Linked DNA regions of Homo sapiens: all the other regions are linked to region 4. A link is a loop called in an ENCODE intact Hi-C map of the cell type or tissue named here. Cell type or tissue: dorsolateral prefrontal cortex. All regions are shown on one strand.

Region 1 (5,000 bases), 90 kb after region 4:
TGCAGCCAAATGAATTTCTAAGTGGAAGGGTGGCCACTTAGAAATTACAATTCAGAGAGGTTAAATGGCTTCCCAAGGGCACACAGTAAGGCTCCAGGCAGAGCTGGGGATGGAATCAGACTCTGCCTTCCATTCAGAACAGGACTTCTCCAATGCAGAGGTAGGCCAGGTGTGTGGTGACACCTCGAGGGCCACTGCCCTGCCCCACAGGGCCCCCTGGGTGTCTAGCAATCATGCCAGAGTCTCCTGCCAGAAGAACCTGGTGTGTGGCCTTGGGGTGACGGGGACGGTTCCTGCCCTCATGCAGCTCTGGCTTTCCACAGGGTTAGTGCCCTAGGATGAGGAGGAAGGAGCATGGGCTCTGGCGCCAGATCTCTCCATGGTTTTCTGGTCTGAGCAAGCCCCTTTGCCTCAGTTTCCTCTTCCATACAATAGCACTAATAAGGCCTGGTTAAGACCTGGGTGATGCTGTCTTAAATAAATGAGATAATATTTGTGAAGTGTCTGGCTGTAGCGAGTACACAGTGATTGGTAGCTGTCATCGGAGTTAGAGAGACAAGATTCTTTGATCTGCTCTCTTATTTGGGATGATGCCACAAGGCTCAATCTGCAGTAGATGTAGGTGGTGTCCTGCCCATGACCCCTTCTCTTCCCCACCTCAGTGACAGTGGGTTGACTTCCAACTGCCAGCACCAGCACTTCCAGCTCGAGGGCTTCCTTTGACTGTGGAGCCCACTTTGCCCACGCATGCAGCAAGCCAGAAAAGCTAGAAAGCGGAAGACCCCTGGGCACAACCTCGGCCACAGCCTGGTGGAAATTGGTGCATGAATACCCCAGTTCTCTGGCCCCTTGGGTGGGATGACTCCAAGGAGTATGATTGACATTGGCTCTAGAGTCCCAGTGGGGTTCAGCAACACCCGCAGTGGAAGCTGGTCTGCCTGATAAGACACCCCTTATTGATTTCCTCTCTTCCTTGTCTCCACTATTGACCCAAGTTCCTGGGGTCAACCCCACAAAGAAGCTATTTGCACTCAAATGCTTGTCTACAGTCTGCTTCTGGGGGCGCTCCAACTAAGACAATATCCTTTAAAGCCTAACATTAGGCCAGTGGTGGTTGAACTTCTTGTGCCCACGAATCTCCTAGGGATCTTGTTAAAGGGTGGTGGCTGCTGTTTGAGTGACATGGCTCAGATGATCTAGAGTAAGCTCAAGACTCTGCATTTCTAACAGACCCCAGTGATGCTGATCTGATGTCCACATTTTAGCCAGGGCTTAGACTTCCGGTGCTGTTGACCTGCAGAGGCTCAGGCAAGGGCGAGATCAGTGTTGGTTAGAGCAACCTAGAGGAGCATCACAGAGGAAGGGAGCTTGGGGCTAGGTCCTGATGCCCTGGGAGGATTCTGGTGGGTAGGCTGGGAGGAGGCAGGTCCTTTCTAGGGAGCGGGGAAGCTGGAGACTTGCTGGGGCCTGAAGCCATGCCCAGCACCTGCAGGATTTCAGAGCAACTGATCTGCATGGAGTTGATTGGAGCCTACAGGCTGTAAGGGGCTAGAGGCTCTGAAGCACAGCAGTGTGAGAAAAGCCTCCTCCATCTCCAGACACATTTTCCCTGTTCTCACTCCCAATTCCAGGAGGAAAATTCACACTGACCTGGCTCCCCAAGCCTTCCTCCTCTTACTCATTTCTCGAGTTCCTCTCCCTTTACATACACAACCAACTTCTGTCCTCCCCACTCCATGGAGTCCTTTCGGGGCATCCCAGCTCTCTTCTGAAATATAATGGGACATATGGTCCAAACTGCATACTTGAGCCATTCTATATTTTTATTATCCTCTTAATTATTTCATCTGTGAATTAGGAGTCACAGGACTTTATTGTGGCAAAGGACTCCGAAGGTCATCCCCACTCGCATCATTGTTTTGTCATTAATAATACAACTTGGATGATTTCTAGCAATCCACAGCATATAAAGGGCGCACACATGTGATTTTCATGATAGAAATTAGGGAACTCAGACCTGGAAAGGTTGGGTGGATGCCCCAAGTTGGTTGGTGTCCTCTGCACAGGCTGACAGTGTTCTGAAGGGTGGAGCCGAGTGTTCGGCATCATTTTGCCTCTTCTGTGCTGGGCACAGGGTTGGGCACACCAGGCTCACCATTAAACACACTGTGCTCCTTCAGCCACCAGAAGGGGATGCCACCCACATGGCGCCCCCTGGTGGGCTCATGGGAACATACCACAAATGCCTTTGATTAAAAAAAAGGGTGCTTGAACCACAGTAAACTACGGCGCCCTAGAGAGACCTTATCTCCCCTGCACTCCAGCCCTTTCCTCTTTACAACAGCCGTTTTCATGAGGAATTAAAGAATAAAGAACAATGCCATTTTTTTCTATTATCACCCAGGCTTGCCCATTTTTGATGGCATGTGGCAGCCCACAGTTCCGGATCCCTGCAGGTCAACAACAAAGACGTGTCCTTCTGCTCGCCCACACACATGCGCCCAGCAGAAACCCTCCAATCCTAAAACACATCCATCCCGGAGCAGGAGCTCACACAGACATTCTGTTTCTCAGCCTCGTTTTCTGGCGAAAGGTCAACAAACCCTTTGCAGCCTCACACGGATTCATGCAGGCACAGCCCTTGTGGCAGCCTCACATTCTCGCTCCGGTGGACACACACCTCGCTCCACACATGCCCACATTCACACCTGCACCGGCGGCGAATGCCTGGGCCAAAGCACCTTCCACACAGCACTTCCTTTCTACATCCATGACCAGAGAGCGAAGCTTTCTCCTCTTTCCAAATGCACCCCCGCAGGGTGAGCTAGGCTGAAGACTTTCTGGAGGGGCATAGAGGTGATATGGCTGGAATAGGAGATGCCAGAATGATCTGTTGGTGCCTCTGGAAATGCCAAGGCCAGCAAGGTCGCTCAGCAGATGGGGAGCTGCCTCCCTCCCGCCCATCCTTGCTCTGGGTCAGTTCCAGGCACAGGCGCAGAAAGAGGAAAGCAGGTACAGGCTGGGAATCCAAGATGGGAACTCTGGAGTTAATGGAGCAGCCTGGGCCCCAAGGGCAGTGCTGGGTGCTTGGATGGGGACGGATTGGAAAGCTCCCCGAGCGGGGCAGAGAATTTGTTCAGAGGAAGTGATGTTGACTTTGGGCCTCCAAGGATGAATGGAAACTCTCCAGGCAGAGGGAATGACATGGAAAAAGAGGAGCTTGCAGGAAGGCTACGTGCATCTGGAGGGTTTGTGGCCAGGATGGTGTCTGCCCTGGCTGAATCTTGTGGGTGACAGAAGCCTGGGTGGTTTGCAGGTGGTGGGACCTTTATTTTACAATGACACCCTTGGCCAGCCTCTGAAGAATGCATCAGAGGGGTGAGGGCCTGGAAGCAGAAGGCCACTGTGGTGGTGTGGGCTCCTGCAGGGCATGTTGGCTTATCCTGCCATCTCTCTCATCTGAACTCCTGGGCACTTCCCTTCACTACCATTTTTGGGGCCCCTAAAGATATTTTCTGGATCATGAGCTGTCTTCACACTTGCCTCCCAAACCAGATTATAAACTCCTTCTGCAACAGGCCGTGTCTTACTTATTTTTGTCCGATGCCAGACACCCTCCCTCCCACAACCAAACTTCGCAGGGGGCAGGCTATCTGTAAACGCTGCTGCCGCTGACTTGGGTGATGGCAGCCGTGATCCAAGCCACATTGGGGCAGTGTGAAAATTGCAAAATGCCTGTCTGGTGTCCTTAGAATGAGACCTGAGCAGAGGGCAGGGGTGGGGGTACCATCAGGAATCCAGCCCCAGCCCTGGGGAGCAGGCAGTCTGGCTGCTCTGCGTCAGGGAGAGACATATCTGACCCACGCTTTATTATACTTGTCACCAATGGCGTCGGGTAGTGGAGAGCAGGAGACACTGTCGTCCTTGCTCTCCCCCTCTCCTCTCCTCTCCCTGTTGTCTTAAGTAATGTGAGTAATGCTGAGCTCATTATTCTTAGAAATATAAAGAAAGCTGGAAGGGTCTTGAGAGGCGATCTGGCCCACCGCCTCCTTCACAGTCTAGATGGTGTGTCCAGGGAGGGTCCGGGCTCATTGCTCTGCCCAGACCACGTGGCTTGTTGGTGGCAGGCTGGACCTGGCCCAGGTTCCCTCTGCTTATTATCTCATGTGCCCTCTTGTTTGTTTATTTCCTTCAAGTCATGTATGATGACTGCAGGCACAGAGGTTCTCTGGTTCTTTCAGATCAACTTGTTAGGGAGCCTTTCTGGGCACAGCCCATGGCAGGCCTGGACTATGTCGTGGGGGCCACTGAGAAGATGAGGCCCCTATGAGAGTCAAGAGTCACTTGCTTGAAAAATGTGGAACCCTCAGGACAGTGGTTGGGGCAGGGAAGGAGAAAGTGGGCCGTCTAGGAGGGAAGACTGTGGGCACAGCCCCAGGGAGAAGGAGGACTTTGAGATGTCTCTGTGGGGAGGAGATTGAAAAGATTTTGCATGAACACAGTGGGACAGGGGGCTGGGCTAAGGGATAACGTGGAAGAGCAGAGGCAAGTTTCGAAGGCATCACAGATGTAGCCCCTATACCCATCTGTCCCTCAGTACCTGGATTTAAAGTGCTTTGGGCTTCTCTCTTGGAACCTTGGTGTTCCCTTCTGTATAATGAGCCCAGGCTGGTGTTCTGTGGTGAAGGTCCTGTTTGGCTGGAAAGCCTGGCTAGGGCACATGCCTGCCAAGCAGGTTTGCTGTTGGGATGGGGGCTCTTCTGAAGGTATGGGCTGGAGAAATGCCCCACATGAGTGGGTCTCAAGGCCTGGGTTCTGGTCCCAGCTCTGTTATAGCAAAGTCTCCATTCACCTAACCCAGGAGAGAGTTGAGCTGGAGTCGGTGCTGAAACTGCTAAGCCCTTGGGTCAAGTCTGCCCTGCAGACGTGGGTGCATGTGAACGGCAGGCGACAAATGATCCTTAATGCCCGGAGGTGGACTCTGCCCTCTGCTCCTGCCC
Region 2 (5,000 bases), 70 kb after region 4:
AAATGCCGATATGAGCCTCTGTACCACCCTGGCACCTAATAATACATAAGGTAAAATAAAGAAGCTTATTTTTCCAGCAGGACTCATGAACTCCCCACAGGCAGCAGCTGGTTTTCTTCTTCCTTCTCCCCGCTCCCTCCACCCCCGTCCTGTTTGATCTAACCCAAGTCTTGTTCTTCAGGCTGACCTTGGGTTTTGCCTGGATTTGGACTGAGCTGCCTTCTCCAATGAGCCAGCATTCCTCTCCACTCATCTGTCTTTCTAGCAAAAAACCCCTATTGCCTTGCCTCCAGACAGACCTATCATATTTGGAAAAAGGAAGTTATAATTCAGGTTAAAAAATAACTAAAAACAGCTTTGCAAAGATTTGTGCACTGGGAAGCAGAAAAGCAAATCATATCCCTTTGCATCCCAACAGGTGGGCAGTAGTTTCTCGTTGCCTGAAAGGGGCTGGGAGGTACGAGAGGATGCATCTCAACTCTGAGCATCTCCTGTTTTCCATGCCAGGAGGCAGGTGGGCTCTGTTCTATGAAGGAGGCCTGGGAGCCCAGTGAAGTTTGCCGCATTCAAATGACCCAAGTCAGACCTTTAGGCTCCTCCAGTGACCCTCTCTTGCTTGGGTGGGGGACAGCCAACCCTTTGCTGACCTCCTTTACAGGTAGCCCCCACATGGTTCTTGTCATGCATCTTGTGACCTTATCTGTTGTGAGCACCTTGAAGGCAGGAATGTAGCTTAATTTTCCCTGTGTTCACCCACAGCTTTGTTCACACCCCCGCAATAAGCAAGGTATTCAGGACAACCATGCTGATATGTGATGGCTGTATTATGACCACCCATCAATATGGAAATGTCCATCCGGCATCAGGAAAAAGAGTCCGCCTGCAAAGCATATTTTACTCCCAACATCACACTTTGTTTAATTAACTATCTCCACTGGCGGTTGTTAACACAATAAAATATATTTTTTAAAAATAACATGATTAACCTTGGGAATTAAAGAGTCAACTAAACACATTGTTTTCACTGTACCAGGCACAGGAACCAGCCCTGGATGTGCTACGGCCCCTAATGAGGAGAGCAGCCATCAGTTAACTTACAGCCCTTTCCTCTCTGTGACGTGTCTCCAGCACGAGGACATGGGTCCCTATCCCTAGAGTCAGCTCTGCCGTGGCCAAAGTCCCATCCCATCTCCCTAGTGAGAGCCTTCTCCCTCAGGGATGCCCAGTCTGTGCATTGCTAAGTGGCACTTTAGGGGAAAAAAAATCCACATTCAAATGTATTTCTCTCCCTCTCCACTCAAAACCTCTGGGCTTTTGGATACGAGAGCCTTTTATTTCCTTAAAACAGCAGCGCCTTCATTTTGTTTTAAGGATTTAATGCATTGAGAGGTGGGAGGAGCGGATGGGAAGTAGAGAATTTCTCAGGCCTATCTGCTCACACCTTCTAAAGGATGAACCATACCAAGTGCAGAGCATCCAATATTTGGGCCAAAGTTAATTCTTTCTTCCTTTGTCTTCAGGCTTAATTTGCTCAGAGGGTTCTTGTGAGTGAGACCTCCTCTGCTTTTTATTATTCTACCTCTTCTCCCTTCTCTCCTCTTCTTCCAACTCATGTCCACTTCCCACCAAGGGTGTCACTGTACCCTTGTGGGATAGCACAGCCAAGGCCTGGGCTGTAGGGGGCAGGAAGGAATGTGGTTTGGGGCTCCCCAATGAGAAGCCCCTCTCTTTCCAGGCCCATAATTGGGGAGCCAGGGCTGACAGGGCTGAGCCCAGAGTGCCTCTGCCCCAGCCCTGTGACATCAGGGCTGTGGACACAGAATGTGAGCATGGGCAGTCAGGGAAGGATGATGGAGGTGGATGGCAGATCCCTGCAGCAGATCTGCAGGACACACGCTTTTAGGTCATAGACAAGGTCTACAAGCTGGGTCACTGCAGGAAATCTTGCCACAGAGAATGACTGATCATATACCCGCAGCTGGGACAGGCCGAGGTTTGGGCCCCCGGGCTCTCCCAGGGCTCTGTAGAGAGGTCTCCTCACCCTGATGCCACTGAGGGCCAGAGGAGCCTCCATCCTAGAATCTCGCAACCTCCTTCCTTTGGAGCCTGTCTGCACCCCCAGACGGGAAGGTCCCTGAGGGCTGGGCTCACTCTTCATTCACTCTCCCATCTCTAGCAGCATGAAATGCACTGAGTGACTTCTTGTTGCTGAATCTGGGCCCCGTGGCTTCTGTTCTCCTCCTGAGGCCTCTGGAGTGTCATACCTACCCTTGGTCACCTGTGGCAGAGGGAACCCCAGAGCCTCGGTCCTGCTTCAGTGCTGGCACCTTCCTCTTTGGCTGCACAGCTGCCCCTGGTTTCTCCCCATCAAGTTATCCCTGGGCCTTTTCCTCCTTCTCCAGGGCAGACACCCTGGTCTGGCCTTTTGCTTCTGAGGCCTTGTTTCCACCTCTGTGCCTTAAAAGAACCCTCCATTGTGGGGCTTGGTAAGGACTCTGGAAGTGGCCTCGGTGGGGTGGCCCGTAGTGCTGGCTTGTTGAGACCCTGAAAGGACAAGCCTGCTTCTGCAGGCCCAGGACTCTGCCTGCCCTATATGGATTGAGGAGTGAGGCTTTGCTTCTCTGTGTGCAGGACCTGGGTTAACAACCTGCCTTGTCCTGCTCCGTCCAGCCCTGCACGTCTGACAGCGTGTAGTCCCAAAGGGGACTCTGTCAAAGGGCTCAGGGCCACTCAGATCCATGATGAACATGACTCCCTTATCTGCAGGGCCACATCTTTCCCAAAAGGCTTCTGCTGCCATCTTCTGACTGAATTCCTTTGGGTCGAAATTAGGATGGGTCTTCTTAGCCCCCATTTATAGCTGGGGAAACTGAGGCCCAGGTGATCAGGTGATACACAGCCATGAATAACAGAGCCAGGCCTGTACCCTCCTGCGGATGCTCAATCTGGGGCCTATTCCTGATGCACTGTAGCCATGCCCAGGTGAGAGGCAAAGATCCACATGCCATTCTCTGGGCTGCCAGTCTAGTGATCATCTTTACCAGGCCAGAGGCATTTCCTGAGACCACACCTCGGGAACTCCTCCAGCCCCAGGCCTGCATGTTTAGAGATTCAGCCTTCATTCCACTTCTCCACTCCCTTCCTCATCTTTGGATGGGACAGCCTGATCTTCCTCTCCCAGGCTTTCTGTCACTGGGCCTCCCAGAAGCTCCCTCCCTGGTGATGTCTTTCCTGAGGAGGCTTCTGAGACCTGCCCCCATCTGGAAGGTTCAGTGGAAGTAGGAGGTGGCTGCTTCTATCACTGGGTGCTTGCAGAAGCCGGGGTGCCTCCTAAAGAGCAGGAGGGCCTCTGAGTGTCTCTGGTTCTCCTCTTGGGACAAGGCCCTGGCTCCCTGTGGCCTTTGTTGCCTCCAGAGCCTGACTGGAGCTGTCTTCAGGAGACACCAGCGGCTGATCGTGGCCCCTCGCTGCCAGCTAGGCCATGGCTGAATCTAGCAGGGCTTCCTCCTCCTCAGAGTGGTCTCCCTGAAAATATCCCAGTCCTCCTGAAAGCCCCCTCCAGACACAGAGTCAGCTCTTTCTGGGACCCTTACACCCCAAGATCCAGGGCTAAGAGTGCCGCTGGGCATCTGGGAGTGTGCAGAACTTGGAGAGAGGAGGGGAAAGGAGTCTTCCACCAACCCACTTCCCAGGCAGCTGCTGAACAAATCCAGGGACTTAATAGGAGCCACACAAAGCCCTTGAGTTGCTCCAGAGATCAAGGGTCAGCCTGAATACCTCATTAATTAACTGAGCAAGGCTTCCTGCTATTGACAGGGTCTGGGAGCTCAGCCTGGGAGAAGACCTTACATCCCGCAGCCCGAAGACCATCTCCACTTCCTCCTCCTTTCCTTTCTCCCACTCACTGGTGCCCACTGGCCTGTTCCATCCTCTGAGCCCAGCTTTCCCAGGAGGCTGTGGCCTGGCAGGACTGTGAAATGTGACCCTTCCATTTTCAAGCCTGACCCCCAAGTTGTTTCCCTGTCCTCTATCCCTGCCCACTCCTCCTCCAGTCCTTTCTAGCATAATATCCGATGCTCCAAGGATCCAGCACAATCTGGCTCCCACACACCTTCAAATGCTGCTCCTGGATGTCTATCACCAGGGAGAGGATGTGACGAGCTGATTCACACCGAGGTGTCAGGCTGAGGGTGTTGGCAGAGTGGGTGGGTGGGTGGTGATTTCGTTCCAATAAGGGTCATGCGTGAACTCTAACAGTATAAGTTTTAATGATGGGACTTCGAGCATCAAAGACAGGCCAGACAGCAGGATATTTTGAGCAAGGAGCCCTTTCCCGGGACGGCTAAGGTCATGAAGTGGGGGTGGCAGCATTCTGTGCTGGTGGCTGAGGCTGTCCTGTCTCTGGAGCTCTTTTTCCCATTAGGGCTCTGCTTTTTCTCTGCAGATGTGAGTATCTGCTTTGGCCACTTCCACTGCCATCCCTAGCACCACCCCTGAGTTTTCCAGGTGCACACTAGAACTCTTGCCTCTGGGAGTTTTCTTTGCCCTAGTAAGGATGTACCACTAGTGGAGATTTCCCCATGGTGGGGACTGGCCTTCCATTCAAATGTTGCTGAAGAGAGGGCTCCATTATCACCTTTGGGCTTATGTGGAAGGAGTACTGCATGGCCAGGTATTTCACCTCCTGGCATGGAATGAGGTTCTTCAACCTGCTATTTTTGGGGACCAACACATAGGAGACCTTGTTACAGTTTGCAGTATCTCTGTTATAACTTGTAGAGCTCATCCCTGCCGGCTGACATTTGTAGAGCCTATTGCTGTTTGCAGAGCCAGCTGTTTCTTGAAGGGCTCGTCACTGGCTTTAGAGCCTGTGCTGTTTGTAGAGTCTGTTGTTTGCAGAACCGGGCATCACATGCAGAGCTCATCACTATCTGCAAAGCTTGCTGCCACTTATAAAGTTTCTCGGGGTTTGCAGAGCCTGATACTGCTTACAAAGCTCA
Region 3 (5,000 bases), 150 kb after region 4:
ATTGTGGTTGAAATTTCCCCTGACGCCTGGACATTTTTTTGTTGTTGTTGGTTTCCCTGGAAATGACGCTCTCTGAATCACAGCTGTTTGGAGCAATGAGGGGAGGTGGGAGGATACTCCCTGGAGGGGTGATGGGAGGGGTGGGGTGGCAAACAGGCTTTTCCAGGGAAAGCTGAGAACTGCACAGGCCAGAATGGTTGTGGGGTAAGGCTTGTGGTCTTCAGAGTCCCAAGGGACAGGTGTTAGGGCGAATGGTGCATTGGAACCTGAAGGACTGGAAACTCTTTCTTCTCTAGAGTCTGACTCTCTTCTTTGTACTTTCCTGTCTCCCCCACTCCCTCCTAAAAGGGAACTTCCTGAGCAACAGCCATCTTCTCAGCCCTCGGCAAGGGGTCCCCAGCTACAGGTCTATGCAGGGCACCTGTGTGCTGCTCGCTAGCGCCTTTTCTCCACGTTTTTGCCTAATCTGAGCATCACAACATCTGTGTGGGATGGGTGAGGCAGAGATTGCTATTTGCATTTTACAGATGCAGATAGGGAGTGGGGGAGGTGGTGGCCCACCTGAGATGGCACTGTGAGACAGGAGGAGCCCTGGCCCCAGTCCCCAGGCAGCAAGTCCCCGCACATCTTGCACTTGCTCCCTCCCACACTCCGCCATCACCATCACCCCCATCTCCCAAAGCCACAGGCTCGTGTGCAGGCGGCCCAGGCTTTCACACGCTCACATAAAGCTCCCAGGCCTGGAGGGAGGCTTGGAGGACACCTCCCAGTGATGTGAGCTGTGCTCTGCGAAGGGAGAGAGGAGATGCCCCACCTTGCCAGGGGGTGCTGGCTGACTCACTTCACAAGATTCCTACACATAAAGCCAAGGACAGATGTGATCTGATGTAGCACATTCCCTGGGACTGTCCCACAGCACGACTGGCGGGTGTCATAGGTCACCCATCCTCAGCCTGGCTTTCCCGACCCTTCTGGCCACTCAGCCCTTACCTGGGCTTTCTTCTGTGCCCTCGCCTCTTTGTCCCTGGCATTTGCCTCCTCCTCTTGTATTTGTCTTCTCCCCTTACATTTTCTGCTGTGCACTCAGTTATCACCACCTTGATCATGACTTTCATTTGAATCTCCAAACTGTCACTGCCCAAACCAAACATAGGCTGGTTCTCAGAGCAGGAAGAAGAAAAATCGAATTTGGACCCAATTCCTTTGGAGTTTGGGAAATCGCACCCAGGCTGGACTGAAGGGGCCCTGTGTACACGCTGAGAGCCTGGCATTCTCGGAGGAGAATGGTGCTCTCTATCCAAGAGAAAGAGTTCCCAGCAAGTCCTTGGGGGTGTCTTTCTGCAAAAGGGCAACCTGAGTGCTAACTTCAAATGGCCTTTATGATTAAGGCAGGGAGGCCAGTTCCCGGTCGGGTCTCTGTAAAAGGACATGGTTCCTCTGTCATGCCTCTGCAAAAGGACATGAAAATTACAGGTCTTCGGGGACCATTTCAGGCTGCTGTCTCCACCCCAACTCCACATGTGAGCCTGACAGGGGCTGTTTATTTTATTTCCTTGCTTCGCTGTAGGGGTTCAGGGATGAGCCCCGGAGGTGGTGACAGATGGAGACACCCCTCCCTTTGCTTTCTCTGAAAGTAAACTAAAGAAAATACACTCATTTTATGTCCGCCAGACACAAGCTCCTCCTGGGAGAAAACTTTTTTATTCAACCTGAGGTGCCCACCTGATCTGGGAGGGTCTTGGGATTTCTCTCGTCCAACCAGGCCTGCCTCCTTGGAGCCCTACCCTCCACATGGAAGCCGCGGACGTGACTCCCCGACCTGGTGTCCCATCATGGGCTCACCCCACGGGGCTGTGTGATTGGGGCACAGACATTTGTGCCCTGTGCCCCGGAGAGTCCCAGGCGCTGAATCCAGCTCTGGAGGCGGCCGGCTCCTTGGTCCGGGTTGTGCAGTAGTCCTGGTGCCCTCTGCTGGCCACGTCTGAAAACACAGGCGGCCTCTCGCCGCATCGGGCGGACCTTCCGGGAGGCCAGAGGGATGGCGGGGTGGGAGGGCGGCCTCCTCATCCCAGGGGATGGCCCTGGTCTCTCCTGTGTGCACCTCTGAGGCCCTGCTCTCTGTACTGTGTGCCTAGGGATGCATTCCTTTTTCCTTGTCTCTCCATGGAAGAAAGACCTCACACCTGGCTCGATTCTTCACTGGCTGTGTAGCCCTGGGCAAGCTGTCCAACCTCTCTGGACCTTGTTTTGCTCTCTGAAAGGTATCACCCATCTTCAAAGTCCATTACAAATGCCAGTTCCTGTGTGTAATCCTCTCCCGAGCCGTCTTACCTTTGGCTGCTGAGGCCTGGAGCCTCTCTCTCTGGCTCTCGACTCCTTCAGGGCAGAGGCTCCTTCCTCCCTTTTTGCTTTTCTGAATCCCCCAAGCACCCACAACGCTGTCTTTACCCAGAGCAGGCACTCACTCAGCAAATACCTGTTGAATTGATTTGTGTTAAAATGGCTGCCTGGGACTAGTGATTCCCTCAGGTGCCTCCTCTGCTCTGATTCTTTTTCATTCCAATTGTCGCTTGTGGGTTGGTCTCATTCCCAGGTGAGACTTTAGATCCTAGAGGGCAGTGTGAGGGAATAGCTGGCCTGGTGCTTTAGCGAATATAGAAAGCAATTCTGACATTGTGGAGCAGTTACTTACGGGGTTCTCTCTCCCTCACTCAGCAGCACATTTCCCAGAGCCCGACTGGAAGATCCAGGCTGTAAACAACATGCTAAGGCGGGACTCCTGCTCCGTTCCTCCCGTCACCTCCCGTGTGCCTCCCCTCCTGGCACCTCCTCACCCCAGCACCCCTCTCTGCGGAGTCTCCTTCCCTGGCCGGTGGGGACCCCTGCTGCTCCCAGCAGCTCCCTCCCTGCCCCACCCTGCTGCTCTCAGGAAGCAGTGGCAGGCTTGAGAATGAAGCAATCCTCGGTCTCATCAGGGTTCTCAACGCCCTCCCCGACATGACAGACTCTTCTCCAAGGCTGCTCCTGCGCAGCAAACACACTGCCTCTTGGAAACGACAGTAACAGCTAATGTTTATTAATAGCTCACAGTGTGCTGGGAGCCTCTCCGAGAGCTTTGCACATATTATCTCATGTAATGCTTCTAATAACCCTCAACAATGGCTCTGTTATTATCTTTATTTTATAAAGAGAAAGCTGAAGCACAGAGAAGTTAAGCCACTTGCCTAAGGTCACCCAGTTAGAGAGTGGGAGAGCCCACATTCCAAGCCAGACAGTTTGATTCCAGAGCTCTTGTTCCTGACATTCCTTCAGGCAACAGGATGCCTGGGGTGGTGGACAAGGGCTGGGCACCTCTAAGACACACACACACACACACACACAAACACACACACACACACACACGCGTGCACGTGCACACACAGACACACAGCCTAAACACATGCACAGCTGTGTCCCTTGTGCTGTGCGTGTGTGAACATTCCAGTGACAGTCACACATGCCCATGTGTGTGTCTTCACTCATGCACTCTTGTTAGTCAGTGCACACGCAATGCTCTCCGCACTGTTTGATAGAACTTTCTGGCATGCAGAAAATGTGCTATGTAGACAGCACAGACTGCCTACCACTGTAGCCCCTCTTTACTTGTGGCTGTTGAACCCTGGGCATGTGGCTAGTAAAACTGAAAAACGGATTTTTAAATTACATTGGAATAAAGTTAATTTAAATGTAAATGTAAATAGCCACACACCGCTGTTAGCTACCAAATTGGTCATGCTGTCATGGGCTTGCTGTGAGGATGGAGAGAGGTGATGATCAGGTCTCATGTGCAGCGCAGGCCTGGCACATTAGAGAGCTGGACAATAGACATAGCTTTATTAATAACTACCCAATTATAACAGTGCATATGCATTGATGTGTGCGTAGCTCTCCCTGTCTCCACCTAGCCTTGCAGCCAGACACCCCATTATTCTTTACCAGGGCAGTTGAATACCACCCTCCTGACTGTGGGCTCAGACCCCAGAGTATCTCTCAAGGTGACAAGGAAGGAGGGCTTGGCTCTGGAGTGCCTGTGAGAGAAGTTTGGGGTGGGGACCCAAGTGCCTGTCTCACTTGCTGGTACCCAGGAGGATGTGGAGAGGTTGCCTGTGGCCCTAGGGTCCTCCCGTCCACTGGCTCCCTGGCCCCAGCCCAGAGCCTCCCAGGTACCTGGGTGAATGATTACATCTCTCATTTGTAAGTAAAACAGCAGCGTCTCTCTTTGTGTGTTGCTTTTATTGTTTTTTTACTTTAAAACAGGGAAAACGGGCCAGCGGTCTGCCTCAGGCATTTGGTCATGGCTCTGGGGGCCAAAGAGAAGTTCCCAAGGAGCTCTTCCCTTCTAGGGGTTCAGAGAAACGAGCCAGCACGGTCAGGCTGGTGGGGGTGGCTGGGTCGGGATATGTGGGCCACAAGGACACAGATCGTGGGGCAAGCTGGGTGGGAAGGCTCCAGACGCAGCAGTGGGGCAGGGAGGAGGGAGCTCTGCGACCTACATCACCACTGTGAATCTGGCTGACTCACCCCTGGACAGCAGTTCCCGCTCTCCCTGCTGCGTGGAATGCAACCTTGGCATCCTGGGAAAGATGCTCCAAGAAAGGGCAGCAGCAGTGGCCCTGGCAAGGGCTGGAGGGAATGAAGCTACAGCATGAGGGATTTAGGTGGGAGCATGGGAGGGACAGAGCTGGGCTAAGTTCTGTGAGATGGTGCAGGACAATTTGAGGCAGGAGGAACAGTTTCCTTTATCTCATTCATTAATGACAAAGTGAGGGCTGGCAGTGTCAGTGTGGGTGAGCACCTGCCTGGAGGTGGAGTGGGGGCATGGGGAAGGAGGACTCCCAGCATCCTCTGTTCTAGGCTTCACGCATGCATGACCTCATAGTGTGCATCACACAGTCTGTGACCTAATTGATGCTCAGTCCACACTGAGGAGGAACAATAATCACATCTAGGAAGTCTTGTTT
Region 4 (5,000 bases):
ACACCCTGCTGCACTGACGGCTCCTCCACTGCTCCCCACGGTGCTGAGCTTGTCCTGCCTCCTGCATGGCTAATTGGGAGACTGGGCAGAGACGCTCAATGCGGGGGTGACAGAGAGATAGATACATGGATTGATTGATTGACGAGAGGAAGTCGTACAGGTTGGCTAGTGGGAGGGGGACAAATTTGGCTTCCCCAGGCTTGTTATCTCATTTATGGGGCTGGGGGAGGGGAGACACTCTGTCCTTCCTGAGCTGCTAAATGCTGTCACAAAAACATTTATTAATATGCAAATTCTAAGTGGCAATCTGGACCCAGTCGGGTTGTGCTAATTTGCACATTAATATCTGTCTTCAGGCCGGCCTCCGCTCTAGGGAGGGAGGCAGAGGGACTGGGGATGAGGACAGGGGAGGGAGGACACATAGGTGGGGCAGGGTGTAGAGGGGCCCTGTTGGGGGCCTGTGGCTTGTCCAGACAGGGGCGGGCAGGGACTGAAGCCAGCCTGCAGCGGAGGAACTGGAAAGCACCGAGACTCAGCAGGTTCAGAATGTAATGTAGACACAGGCCTGGGACACTGGCCTGGAGGTCCCCTGGGCCATGTTGGGAGCCTTGCCAGGAAAGGGACTCTGCAGAAGCCTTAGCCTATGGAGGGTGGTGGTGTCAGGAAGCAGAGCAAAGTGAAGGTGGTAGGAGAAATAAATGGGGAACATCACGGGTCACTTCAGCTGGCCAGAGTGGCTACTGTCATCCCACTTGCCATCATGAGCTCCTTTACTCATGAGCAGAATGGCTAAGGAGCCCCTCCTGCTTTATCTGCTCCTTCTTGGACCAGGACCCATTCTTCACACAGGTCACCCAGTGAGGTGGCCAGTCCTGCCTGTCCCAGAGCCACCTGCCCTCCTCAGTGGACTCATATCCCTCATTAAACTTACTAATGAGTACGGAACCATACGTCTCTGATTTGCTGGGTCAGTCCTCATTCCAAGCCTTTTCTCCCTTTGTCCTCATAAATACACACTTATATTTGTCAGGCTGTGTGTCTGATTTTTTTGTTAAGGAAATGTGATCACTAGGCTGGGCGTGGTGGCTCACGCCTGTAATCCCAGCACTTTGGGAGGCTGAGGCGGGTGGATCACTTGAGGTCAGGAGTTCGAGACCAGCCTGGCCAACATGGTGAAACCCTATCTCTACCAAAAATATAAAAAATTAGCCGGGTGTGGTGGCATGTGCCTGTAATCCCAGCTACTCCGGAGGCTGAAGCAGGAGAATCTCGAATCGCTTGAACTCGGGAGGCGGAGGTTGCAGTGAGTGGAGATCAAACTGCTGCACTATAGCCTGGGCAACAGTGCAAGACTCCATCTCAAAAAAAAAAAAAAAAAAGAAAGAAAGAAAAGAAAGAAAATGTGATCACCTCTAACTAGATTAATGCCGTGGTGGTGGCAATGATAGGCATGTCAAGGGAAGTAGGGGTTGCTACTGGCTGTAGTTTCTCCCCATCTTAGCTTGTCCATGCCACCTGGTTAATCAATTAGTCAGTAGTCAATTAGGCCAGTAGTTAACTGAGCCAATGTCTCCCCTCCCCTCCACCTCCCCCAGCCCACAATACCCTCTTGCCTACTGGCTTTATTCTAACCTGATTCATTCTGCAAACCCTGCCTTGGGCATGGAGCCAGCCCTCCCTGACCTCCTGTCCAGAATGCTTTTTCTATGATATTGTGCCACACACCTACAGTTTTGTTTCTCTAGTGGTTTCAAGTGCGAATCCTGTTTTCCCATCTACATGGGAGCTCTCTGCTCCACAGTACCTGGCAGAGACCCCACATGTGGACTATTTTCAATATGTATTTATTGATTTTCCAAAGTACTTTCATCAGTTAACACATTTTACCTTCATATAAGTCTGTGAAATGACAAGGCTGTTATTTTCAGATACTACACTCATAGTGCTCAAGTGTGACATTTATTGAAACTTCAAAAGTTTAGATTTAAGAATTAATTTAATCCAAATAAACTAAACTTGCAATTCTAAATATGGCCACCAGGTGGTGGAATCTACCTTGGTATATTCTTTTTGCTTTGGGCATATTACCTGGAGATGATGAATGAATGTATTGATTTTTCTCACTCTTCTGCCACCTTAATTTGCCTACTCTTATATTCCAGGCACATACCCCGCTGTCCCCCTAAAGAATGTCTGCTCTGTGGACCTGCAGATGTACAAAGAGGATGACAATTATTATGTGATGTGTTGAAATAAACAGTGTTCTGGAAGCTTAGAGAAAGGAATAATTAACTCAATGAAGAGGAAGCCTTTACAGAGGTGGCAACATCAGAATGAGGTAAGTAAGGAGGAAATAAGGTGAGAGTGGTGGCTTACAGTGGTAGGAGGCTGAGCGAGGATACCTTGCGGTCGTGGGGAGAGACGGGAAGGCAGTGCTGTGTGGAGAGGCCAGCTTGAGGGAGAACCAGCTTGAGGGAGAACCAGCTGATGGGAATGAGGAGAGTGAGGCGGAGAGCCGTACTGACTCAAAGACTGTCTAGATGATGGTGCCATTAACTGAGAGTGAGAACACACGCTTCCCCACTAATTATCCTTAGAAAAAGTCAAAATAGAACTTTTGATTGAATTAAATTAACTTGAACATGGTGCCATTAAACGAGATTGGAAAGTCTTCTAAAACAAGCCTATAAAGAAAAAACACCTAGGTACAATTCAGTCCCTTTCTCAATAATCTTTAACTGTTATGGTCCTAAATAGTCTCTCTTTTCCTAAATAGTTTCCTCTCTAGGGTTTCAAAGAAGAAGCCCTTGACTGCATGTTCACCTCTTCACTTTGTTCTCATACCTCAGGGTATGTACAGAGTGGGGCTCTGTGAATTCTCTTAGCATTAAAAAGGTGTTATTGTCTTCTGTAGGACAAGTTTGTACTCTCTCTCAGTGACCTGAAGAAGAAGCCACTGGCAGGCAGAAATGATGGACTGTGCCTCTCACTGGTCCTGGGGCTCTCTTGGCGATAGAGAGACGGCACGCACGGGGCTGAGCCTGCTGCGCTGTGGAGGCGGCTCCCCAGCCCCGGCTGGCCTCAGTGGAGGATGTGGGGCTTTTGCTTTGATCCTTGCCCATGGTACAGATTCTAGCAGTAAGAAGAGACAGATGGCCCCCAAGTTCCCCTGGTTCCTTGTCCTGGGCATTACTTTGTGCTGCCCCTTCCTCCCTGCCTTTTCCCGGCAACCAGGGCCATCCCGAGTGGGGGGCTGGGCCAACTGAACCCCATGGTGAAGCTGAACCCATGCCTCTGGGCCAGGCCTTGCTCCCTCCCCAAACCAGCAGAGCAGCAAGGGGCCCTCACAACCTGCCCTGGGACCCTGGCTGGCTTCTGCCTTGGTGGGATGAGGCCTGGATACCCAGAACCACACGCAGCCAACTGCTTCCTTGACCTCCAGCGCCCCTCTTCTCACGGGAGGCTGTTGTTCAATCCTGGAGATTCAGGATCCAGGGCCCACCTCGTGCTGGGCCCAGCTGAGTCCGGCTTGCCAGTCTCCACCCCGAGAGGACTGAATTCAGTTGCTTCTTCCAACTCCTTTGGACAAACCCAGAGTCTCGATGTAAAGTTGAGGACTCTGGTCTGGGGCTTTTTCTGGCCTCAGGAGGCTGGTGGAAGAGTCCAGGGCTGGCTGAAGCTGCAGGTTTTTCCTTGTACCCTAGCAGCCCTTCTGCGGGTGGGACTTTGTTTTGCAGCATCCTGAGCAGATCTTCATGTCCTGCTTTCCAGTCTGACCCTTTGCTCCTTCCAGCTGTAATCCCAGTAGATCTTGGTGCTGGCCCACAGCATCCCCAATCCTGGCGAAGGAGCCAAGGGCAGGGAGCCCCCTGCACTCTCTCATCAGAACAGAGGAAAGTAGGGCCTCATCTCACCTGGCCTGGGGCTGGGGGAAGCCAGCTTTCTCCCTAGTATTCATCCAGACCCTCCTCCTTCCCACCAGCTGATGAGGTTCTGTGGCCCTCTGTGGCCTTTATTGTCATTGTCCCTGCTTTAATGCCACACTCGGTGGAAGGCAGGAGTTGGGGGAGGGGGGAGGGTACTGTACAGCGCAGTGTGATTTGGGTAAATCCTTTGGGGCAGGTTTCATTGAGGGGAGAGAGGAGGGATCACCTGAGGTGTGAGAGGGGCTTCTCTAAAGGGAAAAAGAAAGGTGAGGCTGAGGTCTTCAATGCCAAGCTCAGCACATCTGTCAGGCTTGGTCCTAATGGTGCCAGAAGTCATGCACCATTGCGTGAAGAGATGGGGTAGGGAATACTGTCCCTTCTCCCCAAACAGGCCACCTGTGGCCTCTGACTGCACTCTGACGCTTCCTCCTTTCCCAGCTCCTCCTCTGTCTCCCTCTGCCCTTTGCTTCTCCTCTTCCCTCCCTTCCCTCCTCCTTCTCCTCCTTTCCCCCCTCCTTCTCTCTCCTTCTTCTCTGTCTTCCTCCTCCAGTCTCTCCCATCCTCCTCCTCTTCCTCCTCTCCCTCCCCAAGGCCAGTGGTGCCCTGGCCCTGGTTAAACCTGGTGTCATGCCCTCTCTAGCTTTCCTGTTGCATTTCTCGGTTACTAATGAGCTCAAGACAGCAGCAAACACCCTTCTAGGTCTGCTGCTGTCATTCATTAGCATAATGGGCCATACGAGAAGTAGTTATTGCAATAAGTGCGGTGGGGAGGGAGAAGCCAAAAAGTCCAACTTACATGGGAGTAGGGGGCCTCCCAGAGCCTCCACAGAACATGCTGAGGATGCCTCCCGAGCATGCCCTTCCAGTCTAAGCCCCGACACCCTCTGCTTCTGCCTGGAGCACCTCAGCCCTTGTCACCCTGGACCCTCTTGTCCAGGAGACCTTTTGCAGTGCCCTGAAGGGTGACCTGGGCCATGTCATCCATCGGTTAGTTACCAGGGACTTCCTGGGTGCTCCTGTGCACCTCTTGATGGCTCTTTCTGAGGCTTCCAGTGAAGGCTCTCGGAGGCACCA

The links. Hi-C counts contacts between places; a loop is a spot of excess contacts. Peaks named below come from ENCODE experiments on the same cell type or tissue, not always from the same donor. Only the 100,000 strongest peaks of a DNase experiment are listed, where the experiment ranks them.
Region 1: a loop joins it to region 4, with 4 times the contacts of the local background. A loop is called at or near these places in 39 of 110 quality-filtered maps.
Region 2: it touches region 4 in a loop (4-fold over the local background); 13 of 110 quality-filtered maps call a loop at or near these places.
Region 3: it touches region 4 in a loop (6-fold over the local background); 81 of 110 quality-filtered maps call a loop at or near these places.

What each region holds. Positions count from the first base shown.
Region 1 is chr18:37,474,175-37,479,174 of GRCh38, forward strand. The region is part of intron 2 of CELF4 (CUGBP Elav-like family member 4); the gene reads right to left. Among named protein-coding and RNA genes, the nearest start is that of SNORA111, 10 kb to the left of the region's middle. In dorsolateral prefrontal cortex, a CTCF peak has its summit at 2,228 (motif pointing left); a DNase peak (open chromatin) is centred at 2,207; H3K27ac peaks cover 1,873 bases.
Region 2 is chr18:37,453,802-37,458,801 of GRCh38, forward strand. The region is part of intron 2 of CELF4 (CUGBP Elav-like family member 4); the gene reads right to left. Among named protein-coding and RNA genes, the nearest start is that of SNORA111, 10 kb to the right of the region's middle. In dorsolateral prefrontal cortex, a CTCF peak has its summit at 2,796 (motif pointing left); no DNase peak of the experiment used is centred here; H3K27ac peaks cover 3,505 bases.
Region 3 is chr18:37,536,091-37,541,090 of GRCh38, forward strand. The region is part of intron 1 of CELF4 (CUGBP Elav-like family member 4); the gene reads right to left. Among named protein-coding and RNA genes, the nearest start is that of CELF4, 27 kb to the right of the region's middle. RefSeq lists an enhancer at 4,416-4,710. In dorsolateral prefrontal cortex, CTCF peaks have their summits at 1,970 (motif pointing left) and 2,170; DNase peaks (open chromatin) are centred at 1,951 and 3,002; H3K4me3 peaks cover 989 bases; H3K27ac peaks cover 3,197 bases; H3K27me3 peaks cover 926 bases.
Region 4 is chr18:37,383,994-37,388,993 of GRCh38, forward strand. All of the region lies in intron 2 of CELF4 (CUGBP Elav-like family member 4), which reads right to left. Among named protein-coding and RNA genes, the nearest start is that of SNORA111, 80 kb to the right of the region's middle. In dorsolateral prefrontal cortex, CTCF peaks have their summits at 2,042 (motif pointing right) and 2,241; no DNase peak of the experiment used is centred here.